Regions from separate parts of the Mus musculus genome. Here regions 1 and 3 are each linked to region 2. A link is a loop called in an ENCODE intact Hi-C map of the cell type or tissue named here. Cell type or tissue: gastrocnemius. All regions are shown on one strand. Each heading gives the region's core, and the rest is flanking DNA. Links, peaks and the distances in the headings are about the cores only. Region 1 holds the start of Gm33100 (predicted gene, 33100). Region 2 overlaps Bmp2k (BMP2 inducible kinase). Region 3 holds the start of Bmp2k (BMP2 inducible kinase).

Region 1 (5,600 bases), core at 1,380-3,879, 180 kb before region 2:
CTTCTCCTCCTTCTCCTCCCCTTTCTTCCCTCTCTTTCCCCCTCCCTTCCCCCCTCTTCCTCCCTCTCTGCCTCTTCCTCCATACTACTACTACTACTACTACTACTACTACTACTACTACTACTACTACTATGTCTTCCTCCTTCTCCTCTTCCCCCTTCATCAGAGACTCTTCTTCTGCTTGCACTATATGATAATTAGCAAAGAAATACACAACTGATGAATGTCCAGAGAATAAGAGACTTTGAAACACTTGACCCTAAATAGGACATCTTTATCAACAACATCCTCCCCTTAAGGCTTAGGGATCTATGCAGAAGAGGAGAGAGAAAGATCTTAAGAGCCACAGGTAACAGATGGCACCACAAAAAAATAAGCATCTTCCAAATATAACAGGACTGATATGCATGTGAACTCACAGAGAATGTGATACCAGAACCCATACAAGACTATGACACAACATTCACAGGTTCAAGCCAGAAAATCCCAACGCTGAGAGGAGGAATTGGACACTAAGTCCACTCCTAGCCAAGAAGCAATGCAATTGATACCTATTGGGAAAGGAAAAAAAAAATCAGTTTTTTTCCAATAGAGTGTCAGTCGGTATATTGACCACACTCCAAGTCAGGCCGCATGCCCATGAGTGGTTGGGCAGTACAAAATGGACTCCATGTTCTTCTTGTTATGGATTTTTTGTCTTACTGGCTTTCCTTTTTAAAGTCAGGATGTTTGTTGTTGTTGTTTTGATTCTTATTTGGTTTTCTGGGGAGAAGTGACAAGAAGTTGGGTGCATGGGGAAGGGGTAAGATGTGGAAAGATTTGGAAAGGTGACGACTAGGACCAAAATATTGCATGCCAAATGTTAATTCAACAGGGAGCCACACATTGCTTTACGTTCTGCATGTACCTAAGTACAAATTCAGTTCTCTTTTCCTGGAATGCAGAGACCCAGACTCAGACACTGGTAAACAGTTACATGACTACCAACATTTGGCAGTTGTTGGTTTACTAAACCCTCACAGCTGTCCTGTACTGAGAGTGTTCATTTCATGTCAATGTTATCTGCTGAGCATCAAGTTCATTTTGATTTGCAAAGTCAGAAGGCCATAATTACTCGGTGGCTCCATATAATTAAAGCTAGTCTGAGGATATGGCACATATGTCGTGCTCCCAAGCTGACTCAAAGCTGTGTCAGCGAATACTTGTGGTCCATTATTGTTGTCTCAACATCTAGGTCGGTGTCTAGTTCGAAGTAGGGTAACTAATGTATAACTGATGAATAAAACTAAGTACTTATTACTGTACATACCAGATAGTGTTTACTTGGAAAATATATTTCACCTGATCTTCATTCTTAGAGATTTTACAAGGATCTCTGTGTGAGGATTACAACACTCTGACCTAGCAAACTGATTGACACAGATCGCAAAAATTTCCAATAAAATGCTTACAAACGGAACTTACTAACATATCAAACGGATTGTTTATGTAATCAAGTTGATGTCCTTCCAAGGATGCAGGGATGGATCAACCTATGCAAAGAATACATGCACTACATTTCATAAGTGGACCAGTGGGAAGATATCTTCCAGTTAGGCCATCAGATGCAGCAAACAATTTTGACAAATTCCAGCATCCTTTTGTGATAGGAGCCAAAAGAGGAGACTTGGAGCAGAAGGAATATATTGTAGCAAAATAAAGACTACATCTGGTAAACCTGTAGCCAGTCCTGTTTTAAATGGAGAGGAGCTGAGGCCACTTTCACTAAAACCCAGAGCAAGCCAAAAGTATCCATTTCCCCCTCTTACTCAGGCAAGGCTTAGAATCTTGAAGAGAAGGCCAGAGAAGGGGATGCAGTGGACACAAATAGGAAAGATTGCCCTCGTTTGTAAATGATGTGATTCTAGACACTAAGAGACCCTAAGAAAAGCAGCAGAAAACTCGGAGAGTAGATGTGCATGCAGTAAACAGAACTAACACACAAAACCAGTAGCTTTCCTATAGACCAGTAACAAAGATGTTGAGAGAGAAATGGGGGCTAGGGGTCTCATTCACAGTTGCCTCAAAAAGTGTATTTGGAATAAGCCTATTAAAACAATGAAGTTCCTCTACGAGTAAAACTGAAGACACCGAGGAAGAAATGAAATTGTTTATAACATATTGTATTTGACGGGAGAAACAAAACTTGGAAGAACAAAAGGGCAATGTCCTCTTGTCATACAGTACCACCTACAATAAATGTGCACAGTGGGGAAAAAAAATCTTAAGTTTGTAAACCAAGAATGACAAAAGGAATCAGCAGCAAAAACTCTTGTCACCAAGCTTAACAACCTGGGTTCAGTTCCTAGAACCCACATTAAAAACTAGACATGGTGGTACACCTCTGTACTCCCCAAATCCCTACACTGGGGTGGGAGGAGGAAACAGGAAACTCTTCTGGAATTTTATGGGCAAGCTAGCCTGGAATACACGGAATATGGGAACAAGAGACCCACTCTTAACAAGGTTAAGAGGGAGAACTGACTCCTGAAAGAAGTCCTTTGACTTGCACATCCATGCATGCCGTAGCACACCCTCCTTACTTACACACACATAAAGACACACAGTCACAGAGCAATAGTGAATCAAAATCTACTTAAAGATGTGTTTTTATTGATATGTATGAGTGTTCTGCCTGCCTGTGTTTATATACACATATGTGTGCAGTACCAGTAGAGGCCAGAAGAGGTCATCAGAACCCTGAACTAGAGTTACAGGCTCTTGTGAGAGGCCAGGTGGATGTTATAGACCAGCAAATGCTCTTAACCATGGAACCATCTCTCCAGTGCAAATAAATAAATAAATAAATAAATAAATAATATTTAATGAAATAAAATGCTTATAAAGGAAAAAATGTGGGGTTTCTAGAAAGAGTTAGACAAGAGTTGTAGAAATTCTTCTGAGATGAGAAATTTCTCTCAGGCTTCAAAATAACTACCTTTTACTCTGAAGCCATCTCTTTTTTTACCCAAGACATTGCTAATATTACCTGCTTTCCAATATCCTGCCCTTGGACTTGTGCTACACTACACTGATTTTTGAGTCCTAAAGTCACAGTCATAGACATTGCATGCAGGCTAATTTTTGTGAAGCCACATAGTCTTAATTTCTCAGTTCTACTTACAAAGAAAATAAAATGAAAAACATCCCTGCAGATACAGAAAGCAAGCTAAAACAGAGATTGCTATGTGTTACAGCAAAGCTAGGTGTGTGGAGAAGTGCCCCACGTTACAGGCACCCCACCCAGGGCCCCCTGACATTTGTCTTAGTCAGACTCACAACTGTGACACATGCATGATACCTAGCATAAGCCACATAAAAAAGAGCTATTTTCATTCAGCTTCAGAGTATTCTGTCATGCTGGTGGGCTGGTGGTTTCCGGACAAGTGGTGAGTTAGCACAGAGAATCGGCACAGAGAACTTACCCTTCTAAAGAACGTCTTTCCTCAGAAGCCTCATTCTCTTCATTCAACTCCTTGCCTAGTGACCTTAGAAGGTTACACTTCCTAAGTTATGATGATTGCCGAGATAATCTGTTTTAGGATGGGTAAGGATTCCAGGAAACATTGGCCAAGTGCAAGAGGAAATGAAAAAGAGAAGGACATGGGGTACGGTATGAGAAGGTTTCCACCGTGAGACCGGGGCTCACTCTCCCTGGACGGCTTTGGAAGTCAGGAGACAGTATCAGCATTGTCCACAGCCTTCTCCTGCCTTGCTCCGATTGGTTGAAGGTTGCCTCTAGACCACTACTTCCTGGCATTTCTGGTCTACCCTGGCCGGGGGGTGGGGGGACATTGAGAGCAACACAGATTTCTTAGCTAGATAGTCTGCAGCACTGTCAAGCATTTGTATCAAGAATAGTCAGCTTGTGGAGCGTTGAGTTGAGCGGTACTGTGGTTGGGATCAGAGTCTTCTCCATGTGTGAGCTGAGGGTTTGGTTTCTAGTTCCGATCCAGTGCTCTTCGGAAGCGACTGACTGGATGCTGAGGCTCTTCCCCGATGTCTTCAAAGTTGGAAAAGCCTACTGGAAGGTGGAAGGACTGAGGAAGGAGAGGCTGGAAGGTAGGCTGTTGTGAACTGGCACCTGTTGTGTTTCTTCTCTGTTTAATGGCTGCCAGAGAGAGGACAAGAAAGGTAGACCTGGACTTGTTTGGTGGTCTCACGGAAATGACTGGCCATGGCTACCATTGAGCTAATAAATCTCAGCATCTAACACAAGCCTGAGTGACACACCCTGCCTGGCTAAGGGCGATCAAAACCAGTCTTTAGCCCCGAATCCGAGATCTTGTGACTACTGTAGCCCACGAAGATGGCCATTGTAGAAGTGAAGGCACACAAGCCAGTGCTGTTAACTCATCTGGCAAAGGAAACTTCAAGGCATTCTGTTTGTTTTGTAGCAGGCAAATTGCTATGTGCTTTTAAAGCAGGGTTTATAGTAATTGCTGAGAATAAAAAGGCAACATGGAGAGATTTGGCTTAGAAAAACTGAAAGGCCTTTGGAAAGCTAGTTCTAAGGAAGTAAGTATGGCTGATGTAGAGATAAGTACGACAAAAATAAAGCCAAACATTGTGTACCTGGACAGCCAGATGCCTTGAGGGCAGCTCACACATTGGACAGATGGCATCGATTGTGAGGCTAAGGATAGAAAACTAATTTCATTTGAGAGACTGTTGAGGGGAAATGCTGCAGAGGCTCACTGCTCACAGAGGGCTGCCAAGGAAGTTATTTCCCCGGGATTTTCTCATCATGATTAGCAATCCAGATGCCAAGGCCACTGCAGACTCGGTCCTAGAGACCTGGCTACTGTTGGAGCCAATGAAAGACCTTGGCATTGCCCTGTAGTGCTGCGTTGACCAGAAAAGAGAAAGTATTTCACAGCCATGGAAATAGAGAGGAAGAAGAGATTCATCAGGAGATGGAAAGGGGATGAGAGAGGGACCTGGAGGTGAAAAAGATTAAGATTTGCTGTGTGTGTGTATGTATGTATGTATGTATGTATGTATGTATGTATGTATGTATGAAAGTGTCAAGGAATTAAATGGATACATAAATTATATGATATAGTTGCTGTCATCAATTTTAAAATATGGCAGACTCTAGAGAGAGATGGTTCAGTAGTTAACACTTAGTTGATCTTCCAGAGGACTTGAGTTGGGTTGCCTAAACGCACACAGTGGCTCAGAACTATCTATACCACTTCTAGAGAATCTAATGCCCTCTTCTGGTCTTTGCAGGCATGAGGCATGCATGTGGTGTACATACATACATGCAAGCAAAACATGTATACATACATAGAATATTTTTAAAAGAAAAAAGGAAGGAAGAAGAGGAAGAAGATGAAGAGTAGGAGAAAAAGTTGCTATTATTCATTATCACAAGATCATAGAGGTTTCCAGTCAGATTTCAAAGGAAAATCTGGGAGGCCAGGCGGTGTGCAGCAGTGTCAGAACCCCTGTAGGGAACTTCTGTGTGGTGCATGAAACTGTGAAAGGGGATTTATAGATGCAACAGATTCTAAGACACTGGAGATGCCAGGGATGTTAAACATCTGCTGAGGAGA
Region 2 (5,600 bases), core at 1,096-3,595:
AGACCTGACTTCAGTTACACTTATCAGTAGCTGAGTTTATATCTTTATGGTGGCCTCTTGTTCTCCTGCTGTAAAATTATGGTAGCAATTATAATGATTAATGTGTAGTCCAGTAGCCGAGGCTAGGCCAAGTAAGACACTCATTTGGGGATGACTGATTTTACTCAAAGATTTTGATTTTTCTCTCTCTTTTTGCATGCTTCCTTCCTTCCTTGCCTGCCTGCCTGCTTTCTTCTCCCCCTCCTATTTTTTAAATTTAGGGGGGGTTTTGTTGTTTTTTGTTTGTTTGTTTGTTTTGTTTTTGTTTTTTTGAGACAGAGTCTCTCTCCATAGCCTTGGCTGTCCTGGAACTCACTCTGTAGACTAGGCTGGCCTTAAAGTCACAGACTGTAAGGCTCTGACTTGCAGTCACTTCCTGCACAGTGCCGTGAACTACTCATGCCACGTTTCTGCTACTGTTAACGAAGGTTTCTAGCTTATCATTGATTCCGTAGACATTCTGGTCTGACTTGCCCTGGTTCCTTCAGGTGTAACCTCACTCTCCTACTTAGACTGTGTGATGCTCTGACCTCTCAGTGGGGAGAGTCCCTTTGCCTGAGGTGTACCTGCCTTCAGCTTTCAGTTCAGCTCCTGCTTATGGTGACCCAGACTGACACAGACACGGCTTTAAGATGAACTGTCCTCCAGGCTTTACAGCCTCATGACAGTTATGAGTAGTACTTAGAAACATGATTGTTGTCCTGGTTGTTTTCTTAGTTTCTGAAGTACAAAATATCATTGATTTATAAATGTGTTATCATTTTTTTTAATTCAAGGTTTACCCAAAAGAATAGTGTATACAGTGATTCTGTGATCATCTTCTAATGATTTCTGTGGGCATCAATATGAAGATGACATGTCTGTAAAGGGATATTTACAGAGTAAATCTGAGGAATATGTCTGAATACTAGTATTTCACGCAGTGCTTTAAAAGTTTAATAGTCTATCTATAGCATAAGATCATAACATGTTCTTTTTTTTTTCTTCTTCCAAGAATTCTTTTCTTCCATCAACTCTTCCCGAGCCGATGACTGCTACTGAAGCTGCTGCTAGGAAAAGCCAGATGAAAGCCAGGTAGGCAGGGATGCGCTGTGGCCGATGGGCATCTTGTCAGAGGAAAGGCTGTAGTTTCCATTCCATAAACACTGTCTCCACTTACCCAGTATGCCGAGTTGTTCAGTCTGTGGTGCTAGAGCTTAGATGGTAGGTGAGGAAAAACAAAAGCTCAAAGGTACACTAGAGGGCCTGACAGCAGGCTCCTGTGAGCGCCCGCTCACCAGGGAGGGCCTGAGGACCGACCCGGACTGTAGGACTGTTGATGTTGCAGGGGGCCGTCTCTGTGGACATGTGGCTGTCGTCATTTTTGACTCTGGCTAGTCTGAATTCAGGGAACTGCAGAGGCGAGTTAATAGCTATTAAGCCTATTACTTCTATTTAAGGAAGGAAAAAATAATTGTCACAGGCCATTAGTGTATGTAGTTTGTAGAATTTATGTGTGTATGTGTGCTTGGTAAAGAATCAAGTTTGAAATCTTATTTTTCAGTAATTTACTCCATTAGTAAGCTTTTGCAGGCAACTTGATTATTAAAATGAACTATGATTGGCTATTATGTAAATGATCTTGCCGACTTCATTACATTTTTAGACAGCTTGTACCATACCACTCTGGTCATCTGGTCATCTCCCCTGTTATTATTAGGAGACCTCATACCTACAATATGCTTATACAATTTTCTGGAAAAAAAATTGCCTTCCAAAGTTTTTTTTTTTAATAACTTCATGCACCATAATAGCTTTTGATCATGTGTGCTTCCCTTACCATTCTTGTCTCCTCCCACTGCCCCCCTTCACTTCCTCTTCCCAAACAACCCCCTTCTATATTACTTCCTGTCTTTCTTTTTATCACCTACTGAATTCCTTTAAGGTACCAACCGGAATTTTCTGAAATGTTGTCATGCAGTTTTTTGTTACTTTCCTTTTAGAAAGATAAGTGTTGGGGGGCTCCCTCTAGTGGTACATAGAGGTATTATGAAAGAGGGGTAGTGTGTGCTGCAGGAACTGTGGGCATGATAAATCAGGCATATACAGTGTTAGTTGTTAAATCATTTGAAATCATATTAAGTGAAGTCACTAAAAATATAGGAGAGATTTATTAATGTTTTATAGAGTTTATAAGTATAGAAAGCAAAGTTGAAAAAATATGTAATTTTCAGATTATATTGGTCCCACACTCATGCACATACTGGCAGTACTAAATGGACTGAGTGGGTATCAAAAACAAACAAACAAACAAAAGATCTCATGAAGTTGTGAGGGGCAAGTTTTGAGGGAAATAAGGAGGAAGTTGGAGGGGAGAGATTTGGGGATTGGATTTGTTTCAGATACATTGTGTGCATGTATGAATGCTAAAAATAAATTTACCTATTTTTATTGTTGTTTTGAAATGTCACTTATGTCTGCTAATCCTTGTTTTCAAAATTGTGCTTGCTGTTCTGCTGTGTGCATTTGGGGCTTATGCGGAGTCCCAGTCAGACATTTCTCCTGATTGCCATTCAGTGTTCTAGGACAACAAAGGTTGGGTGAGCAGGCAGCCTGACTTGGCAAGCACTGGCTTCTCTGGTTTTACCTGCTCTAGGAGACAGACAGCATTTTCTTTCTCTTGAGTCCAAGTGAGGGGGATTATTTCTTGTGTCTTTTTAAAGAACTGGATCTGGGTTTTGTACAAAACCCTGTGAGAACATTGCTCTCTGTGCACTCTCAGTCGTAATGCTGTCCCTTAAGTCTCCTGTACTTCCAGCTTGGCAGGCTGACGTTTCAACAGCTATGGCTGCCTGTATTGTTTTCTTTATTAGCTTTATTGAGCTGATATTCTGAGGTGGATACTTAGAAGGAAACCAGATGACTGATGTGGTCATCTGTAATAATCAACTGTGTCTGTATTTTGTAGAATGAATAGTAATTTAGAGATAATTTCATTATTTGGAATGAATTATATTTTTCTATTATAGAATAACAGATACCATTGGACCAACAGAAACCTCAATTGCACCAAGACAAAGACCAAAGGCCAATTCCACTGCTGCCACTTCCAGTGTGCTGACCATTCAGAGTTCAGCAACGCCTGTCAAAGTCCCTGCTCCTGGGGAGTTCAGCAACCACAAACCCAAAGGTAATTAGCCTTTGCAATTCTGACCTTTCGATAAGGTTTGTTTGCCTTGGAGTATAAATAAATTTAATTGACCATCGTAAAGCACAGAGCCCAGTGCTTTAAGGAAAGCCTGGCTACATGGCTCGGTCAGTAACGTGCTCGCTGTGCAGGCATGAGCACCCAGGTGGAGATCCCTGCCCCCTCAGTAAAGACAGATGGGCATGGCAGTGTGCTTCCGCAACCCAGCCTGGGTGTGAGGTGGTGCACGGTGTGGTGGGAGTGGGCCGCTGCGGGGGATGGGCTAGGGGTAGAGACAGGCCTGTTTCCGGTTTGAGGGCCAGCCAGTCCAACTGCAATGACAGCTTAGTGAGAGACTTGTCTTTAACAGAAAAACGTGGGACAGTGACTGAGGACATCCAGACCCCAACCTTTGTCCTCTGCATGTGGATGAGCCCTCTCATGTACACACACGCACACACACACACGCACGCACGCACGCACGCACGCACGCACACACGCACACACGCACCACAAGAAACTGTCTACTGATGTCCCGTAAACCAAACCTTTTTTATTTAAATTAAGGACCTCAACATAAAACCAGATACACTGAATCTGAACTATTTTTTTCTAAAGGCAAAGCAGAGTTATTAGTGATATAAATGTTTATAGAAGTCTCGGTTTGCTTTGATATATGGTCATCTCTTTGATATATGGACCCAAGCTCATCTCTTGGGTCATCAGCCGAGAGCTTTGAGGCTGGCTGTACAAGCGCAGGAGACTTAGATTGGACAGGAAGGGATTTCAAGTTCATCTCGTAGTGTTACAGGTCTCTCGAGCCTTGGGGAAGGAGCCATGTGGAGATGACAGCATAAGCACTGTCTCATTTGATTGTGAGAAATCGTTTTTATAATGCTTTTTTGTTTGAGTCAGGGTTTCTCTGTGTAGCCCTGGTTATCCTGGAACTTGTTCTGTAGACCAGGATGACCTCACACTCACAGAGATCTGCCTGCCTCTGCCTCTGTAGTGCTGGGATTAAAGGGATATGTCACCACCATCTGGCCTGTTTTTATAGTCTTAAAATGCATTATGATTGTGTAATGCCTAAAATAGATATTCCTGTAGAATATCTCCAATAGAGTAAATTTAAATTTTTAAGGTGTCAAAGATGTAGTCTGAAGAGTCACCTCCAGAAGACCCTTATTTACATAATATTTCCTGACAAATCTGTCCTGTTTTAAGTTTTTATTACAGATACTGTAGTGGTTAAGAATACATATTTGAGTCATGAATCCGATTTGAGTTTCATTTCTCCCATTTTCTTTAAACTAACATACATAATAAAAGCATGTGTAGCTGTCTACTCGGATTCCTGAGACCTTTACCTGTCTGCGTAACATAAAGCCTGATCCAGAAGTGTTATGAGATGGTAGCTGTCACTTATTACTACGTAAGTCTAGGCTCAGGGACAGCAGGCGATGCTTCTCTTTGCATTCATTACCTCGCACATTGTGGCAATGAGTTTGTGGTATTGAAATGCATCAATTGGAATATTAAATCCATGGATAGGAGAGATGACATTTTGAACTCATTTGTATATCATTCCCATTTCACTTAAAAATCATTTTCTGTGTGTAGATGTTTTGGCTGTATATATGTATACCATGTATATACTTGGTAGCAGGGTCCAGGAAAGATGTCTTGGAACTGGACTTAGAGACAGTTGTGAGCCACTGTGTATGTGATGGGACCTGACCTGATCCTCTAAGAGCAGGGATTACCCGCAGATGCTGAGCTATCCCTCCAGTCCCCAGTGACATCATTTGCTGTTATTAGTAGTGTGGTGGTGAACAGCTTTACAATCAGTTCTTGACTTCCATGCCGGTGCATTTGTCTGAGGATTATATTAAACATATCTGGGGGCTGGAGAGATGGCGCCTTGGTTAAGAGCCTTTGCTGCTCTTCCAGCAAGCCCTCACTTGGTTCCCAGTTCATACATGAGGCTGCTCAAATCTTCCTGTAAGTCCAGCTCCAAGGGCACCTGCATGAACATGCTCTCTCACACACACCTCTCGTAAAGGAAACTTTAAAGAGGAATATTCATTTACAATTTGTGAACAGTCAGATTTGACCCAAAGATTCCAGGAACTTACAGCATCAGCCACAGTTTCAGTCCCCTTTACTCTGGTCTTTGCAACATTTGAGAGTTGTCCTGAGCCATCTTGGATAGGGTAAGGCATGCAGGTGACTTTACTGGAGGTGGCCCACTGTTTTTGCATGGCTGTGATGGATAAACTGAATTGCAGGGCCTTCAGAAATTTCATCTCAGGAGTGCTTCTTGCAGCTCATATACCTTTCCTATCACTATTACATAGTATAAGGATTCCTGGGCATAGCCCACCCTATTGGGTAG
Region 3 (5,600 bases), core at 1,235-3,734, 60 kb before region 2:
AACACATGCCTCTGTAAATGTAGCTTTTGCTCTCCAGTGGTATTTGTTGTCTCAGAGGCTTAATGCCTCTTACTGTCTGCGAACTTAGGTCTGGTCCTGGAAGCTTCTAGCCTCTGTACAATCTCATTTATGCCTAGAATGTTTTCATTCAGAGACTTGCCGGTGCATAAGCTCATCCTTTCTAGTTCTTTCTGAGCTCGGACTGGCTGGTTCAACTCAGCTGCTCTGGAGCAAACTGCTTTCCGAGATGACTCATCCAAACTGGCTTCTCTCTTGGCCTCTGACAGAATTGCTCTGCTTAGCTTCATACTAACTTTGGTGACATGTTCTAATCTTGCTCCTTCTCATTTTTTGGCTCCTTCACCTGTGTCTATCTTGTTCTCTCTCTCTGCAATTGTCCTGGTCGAACTGCCTTTTTCCTGTTTCTCTCTCTCTCTCTGTGCTCTCTTACATAGCTTTCTTTTCTTCTCTCTTCTTGTTGGGCGTATCCTATTCTGTCAAATCTTTCTCTAATTTGTCACTTTCTCTGACACTCAAGTAGATGTCACTATCAAACATGGTGCTTCCTTCTATTAACTAAGTTTACCTTCATTGTTTGGGATTAAAAGTGTGTACTAAGGTTGTGTCTGTATTCCAGCCAGAGCAACCATGTTGTGGGGTTAAAATTCTACTTACCTCCTTAGAAAGGATGGTATGTATACCTGCCATCAGAGTAAGTAAAAGGTACTATATACTTGGTGGCAGAACCCTTCCCAGTCAGGCATGTGGAGACCAAGGAATACATCCAGATGGTAAAGTTGTTGACTACTTAAAATTGCTCTTAAAAGCATGGTCAGTGGACAGAAGAGATGGCTCACTTCTTAAGAGTACTCTAGAGGAACAGGGTTCAGTCCTCAGTACACACCTGACTGCTCACAACTGTGTGTAATTCCAGCTCAAAAGGGTCCAATGTCCTCTCTTGGCCTCTGAGGGCACTAGGCATGTACATACTACATAGATATACATGTAGGCAAAATATCTATATACATAAAGCAATAGTTAAAAAAACCTTCAGAAAAAAACATAACAGTGTCAGGACACTAGAGTCATGAGAGAATTCTGAGTGTGAGAAAACACCAAGAAGAGAAGAGTCACAGACTCTTCTTTAAAACAGAGAAATGTTCGGAGTGTATTTCTGTGGCCCTCCAGGTGCAGCAGGTAGTTTACTTTGACTGTTGCTATTCACATGCTCCTATGGAAAAACATGTTTTCACCATGTGTGGCTTGGGTTTGTAATTGTACACATTACTCATGTGACTCTGCTTAACCCTCAGGATATAAATTGTCTGATGCTCTGAATAAAGTTGGCTATTAACATGAGACTTTAGCATGTCTCATTTTTAGGCCCTGTTCTCCATATTCATTCGGCCTAGTAGAGTGGTAAACAGGTCAGGATGTAGCTGAAGTTCTATTGCAGAAATGTGTTTCATGTTAAATGTGCCGTTGTGAACAGCTCAGTATCTTAAAACCTTTTTCTCAGATGTTTTAGTATTATGTAAATTTTTACATCACCAGGCCTGTGCTGTAAATGCCTTGACCTGCTGAGCCATTTCCAGGGCCTCACCACCCTTTAATTAAAGAATAGTTTCAAACAGTTATGAATTAGGAGTATATATGTGTGTGTGTGTAGTCAGATGACAGCTTACAGGAGCTGAGGTTGTGCCATGTGTCCCAGAGACTGACCTCGGGTTTTCAGGCTTGCATGCACATTTCCTCGAAACTCAATGGATGCCTTGGTGGTGACTTGTTTTCAGTAGGGTCCTAAACATTAACTTTCAAAATCCCCAGTCAGGATCTGTGGGTTCAAGGAAGTGCTTTTCTTTACCAAAGCAATGGTGGCCTTATGGTTATGGGTTTTTTATTCTCGTGTTCTGATGAGGTTAAGTTGTGTGAGGCCCAAACTGCTTGTTAAGCCAATCCAGTTTTGAATCGCACAAAATGACTAGATTTCTCCACTATTCTGCTTGAAAAAAACCACAACTAACTGTTGGAGAAAGGCGACTCCTAAGACTCCTCACAGTAAGGAAGATGGCCAGCTCATTTCTAAATGGAAACTCCCAAGTGCCACAACACATCAATCATCTGACATGTAATCCGACTTCCACTGAGCTGGAATGTACTTTAAATGTCAGGCCTTTGGATGAAGAATGTCAGTTTAGTGGGTTATGTGGCAGAAATGCCTGAATCTGGAGCCCTGTGTGTGTCGGACAAACAGCTTCTCTTCAAACAGCAGAGAGAAGAGTGAACAGAGGGTTATAAGCTGTCTTTTGAATAAGCATATTTCCTAATGTCTCTGCCCGTACCTCATTAAAAAGACAAAGAAAACAGCGGCGGAGAAAACATCATTAGGCTGATATTTGAGAAAATTGGAGAAATATTACACTATGGGTAGAGAGAAAAATTTACATTTTTTAGCTTAAGAAATTGGGAACTTCAAGCACCGTTATTATTATTTTAAATTAAAAGATCTTGGCATGCATTCCAGGCTGGCCTCCGATTCGTGGTTCTCTTGCTTCAGCTAGAATTAGCCTCGGGCTACCGAACCTATTTTCTATAGAGGCCAAGCTAGGCCTGATGGCGAGGCTTGCTCATAATCCCAGTACTAGGGGGCACAATGGCAGAGACAGGAAGATCACAAGTTTAAGGCTATCTCTGGTAGCTAATGAGGTCCAGGCCAGCTCAGGCTGTATGTGACTCCATGTCCAGGAAGTGGGCTGGAGCGAAAATCCTTCTCTTTGCACATTTTCTCCATTTTGCCATCCTTTCCACTCCCACATGCCCTCTGCCCGAATTCCTGTGCCCTTCCCACTGGCATGAGACTCTTGCAGTTTATGAAAAGTGAGGCAATCGGGAGTTCTTTTTCCAACGGGCGAATCTTTTGTTCGGGTGGGGTCAGAGATTGGTGCTGCCTCTGTTTCCAAACAGTCCTAAGTCTGCCGGCCTGGACTAAGGATCTGACCCTAACCTACTTTTTCAGAATGGCTGAAAGCGAGTAACTAAGACTTTTGATGCTCCAGGCCACAAGCCAGCTGTGTGACCTTGGGCGACAGGGTTACGTCTTCTCCAGCCAATGGCGATTAATGATATTTAAAAATCTTAATATCTTTTTCTGAACACAATCGCACGGCTCCGACATTGTACACACAGAGCTTTTAAAGCTCTCCCAAGTAATTCTTAAACCGCAGAACGCTTCTGAGAGCAAACATCCGGTACAGTGCGAGGACACCTGGGCTTCGCAAGTCGCCCCGTGGGAACCTGCGAGCTTCGCGCTGCTCCTCCGCCCACGCTCCGGGGAGCCCTGGAAAACCGATCCTCTCGGGATAGAGTCTGGAAAACTGGCTGAGACTCGAAGCCGGCAGCTTCCGAGAGTGGGTCACGCTGCTGGCGGCATTTAAGGACTCCAGAGCGGCACACACAATTCCAACCCGAGTAGCCCCACCGATCCGCGTGGGTTCCACCTCCTTGATAACCCGGACCCCGGACTTCACCCCTAGCCCCAGCCCCCACGTCGATGTGCCCGTTCCTCCTCCACGTGACACGGGCCGGAACCGTCACTTCCGGCGGCGGGGACAGCGCGCTTGCGCGCGGGGCTCGGCGCCCGGCTCTGCAAGCGGTTGGCACCGGCGCCGCGCCCCCCAACAGCCGCAAGGGGCGGGCGGCATCGGTGTGAGCCGGGCCGGGCCGAGCTGCGGTCTCCAGGGCACGCAGGCCGCCGGGCCTAGCGCCACGCCCCCCTCGGCCGGCCCCTCCCTCTTCCCGGGCAGCTCGCGCCCCGCGCGCCAGGCTCCGCCCCGGCCCCGCCCCGGCCCCGCCCTCCCCGCTGGCTCTGCGGGCGCCGGGCAGCTGCAGCGGGCGGCCAGGGCTGCGCGCTCGGGACGCGCGGAATGTGAGGCGCGGCGAGCCGCTGCGCACCGACGCTCGCGCGCGCGAAGGGCGGCGACCCCTCGAAGACGGTCGGCCGCGCCCGGCGCTCCGCTGTGCGACGCGCGGGTCTGGGCTCTCGCCCTCGCGCGCCCTAGTGCCCTCCTGGTGCCCTCCAGCGCGCCGGCGGGACCATGAAGAAGTTCTCTCGGATGCCCAAGTCGGAGGGCAGCGGCGGCGGGGCGGCGGCTGGCGGGGCCGCGGGCGGCGGGCTCGGCGGCGGCTTCGCAAGCTCGTCCATGGGGGTCCGGGTGTTCGCCGTCGGCCGCTACCAGGTCACCCTGGAGGAGTCGCTGGCCGAAGGTACGGGCGCGGCGGGAGGCAGGTGAGGGAGGCCGGGGTGTGGCGGCGGCTGCGGGGCCGGCCCGGCGGCGGCTGGACAGTGGCTCCGGTGTGAAGCCGCTGGCAGCTCCGGTGCGGGCACGATTGCCTGCTTAGGAGTTTGAAATCTTTCTCTGTTCTTCCTGGCGCGAGGAAAGAAATAGAAGACGTCCCAGTAAGTGATGTGGTGTCATGATTGGACCCGTGACTCATTAGGGGGTCAGATGGAGCAGTGCTGGGACACTGTCTGGCCGGTGTCCTGCGTTGCTTTCGGGTCCGAGCCTCCCGGACTTCCAGGGCGGTGGACTCCGCTGGGGTTTGTTTCTGCTAAAAACCAAAACAAAACAGGACTCCCAAACCACTGTATATGGCTATATGTATACAGATAATATGTCTCTCTCTCTCTCTCTCTCTGTGTATGTGTGTGTGTGTTGGCACGGTCTTCCAAGTTCAGTGGCTGCTTAGGGGTGGCGTGTGGGAGTAAACTTGAAGCACGTTTATCTTCGTTGTTTAGAATCTTCACACAAGGTCCCGTTTTTTGTCCTCTCTGTGTCATTTTGTTAGTACTTTAACAGGCAAAGTGGAACAGTTTAACTTTTCCATGTGAGGTTTTGGTGGCTCTTTTATTGTCTGAAGGAGGTTATGACAGCGTGTAAAAGCATAGCTAGGGAAAACAAAGTTTACTCCGTGTTAAAAATATTTCTTGACTTTAGTTTTGTATCTCTGGTGTAATTGGTTTGTAGAAAATACTTTCTGATTTCTTATTGCATGCCTTGACCTCTGAAGTTTTGAATGTGGAATATTAAGAAATATGTTGAAAAAGTCCCTGAGAAATAATCTCTTGTATGTATGTGAGTGACTTAAAAATAAGAATAAGAAAACCAGAGACTGTAGGGAGCCGTCTTGATATTCTGTGTTTGAAAAACAAGGCAGCTCCCATTTGTAGTTTTGAAATTCCATGAACAAAAGGAACCAGCACAAGAAAGAGCTGAGGGCTTCTGTCTATAAAATAAAGGAAAAGCAGACTTACATTATCAGGAGTGTGTGTCTTGATTTTGTAGGCCATTGTTCACATTAACAGCACCGCCCCCCCCTTCTGAACATTGGTGAAGTGGAGGGACGAGATTGCCAGATTTTGAGAAGGGTTTCTGAGTGGTTTTGATAGGTTTGTTCTATTGCAAACTTTGCTAGCTATTGATTCAAGAGGAATTTCAAGTGTGAACTAAGTTGGGTAGGTGTTAGCATCGGTGGCTGTCAACTCACGAGTATACTGTCAGTTGTTCAGTAGTACACTGAAGTGTAGCTTGAATGGTGTTAGC

Evidence for each region. A loop is a pair of places that touch in the nucleus more often than their neighbours do. Peaks named below come from ENCODE experiments on the same cell type or tissue, not always from the same donor. Only the 100,000 strongest peaks of a DNase experiment are listed, where the experiment ranks them.
Region 1: a loop joins it to region 2, with 3 times the contacts of the local background. A loop is called at or near these places in 27 of 42 quality-filtered maps.
Region 3: it touches region 2 in a loop (2.3-fold over the local background); 9 of 42 quality-filtered maps call a loop at or near these places.

The regions. Positions count from the first base shown.
Region 1 is chr5:96,875,661-96,881,260 of GRCm38, forward strand. It overlaps Gm33100 (predicted gene, 33100), which reads left to right and starts at 3,682. Exons shown (of 4, transcript NR_166594.1): 1 at 3,682-3,770; 2 at 3,985-4,101. In gastrocnemius, for the core only: a CTCF peak has its summit at 2,723 (motif pointing right); a DNase peak (open chromatin) is centred at 2,728.
Region 2 is chr5:97,053,819-97,059,418 of GRCm38, forward strand. It overlaps Bmp2k (BMP2 inducible kinase), which reads left to right. Exons shown (of 16, transcript NM_080708.1): 9 at 1,034-1,113; 10 at 3,048-3,208. Among named protein-coding and RNA genes, the nearest start is that of Paqr3, 55 kb to the right of the region's middle. In gastrocnemius, for the core only: a CTCF peak has its summit at 2,049 (motif pointing left); a DNase peak (open chromatin) is centred at 2,044.
Region 3 is chr5:96,993,834-96,999,433 of GRCm38, forward strand. Bmp2k (BMP2 inducible kinase) reads left to right here and starts at 3,856. Exons shown (of 16, transcript NM_080708.1): 1 at 3,856-4,263. The coding sequence starts at 4,095. In gastrocnemius, for the core only: no CTCF peak of the experiment used is centred there; DNase peaks (open chromatin) are centred at 2,618 and 3,681; H3K4me3 peaks cover 1,629 bases; H3K27ac peaks cover 2,500 bases.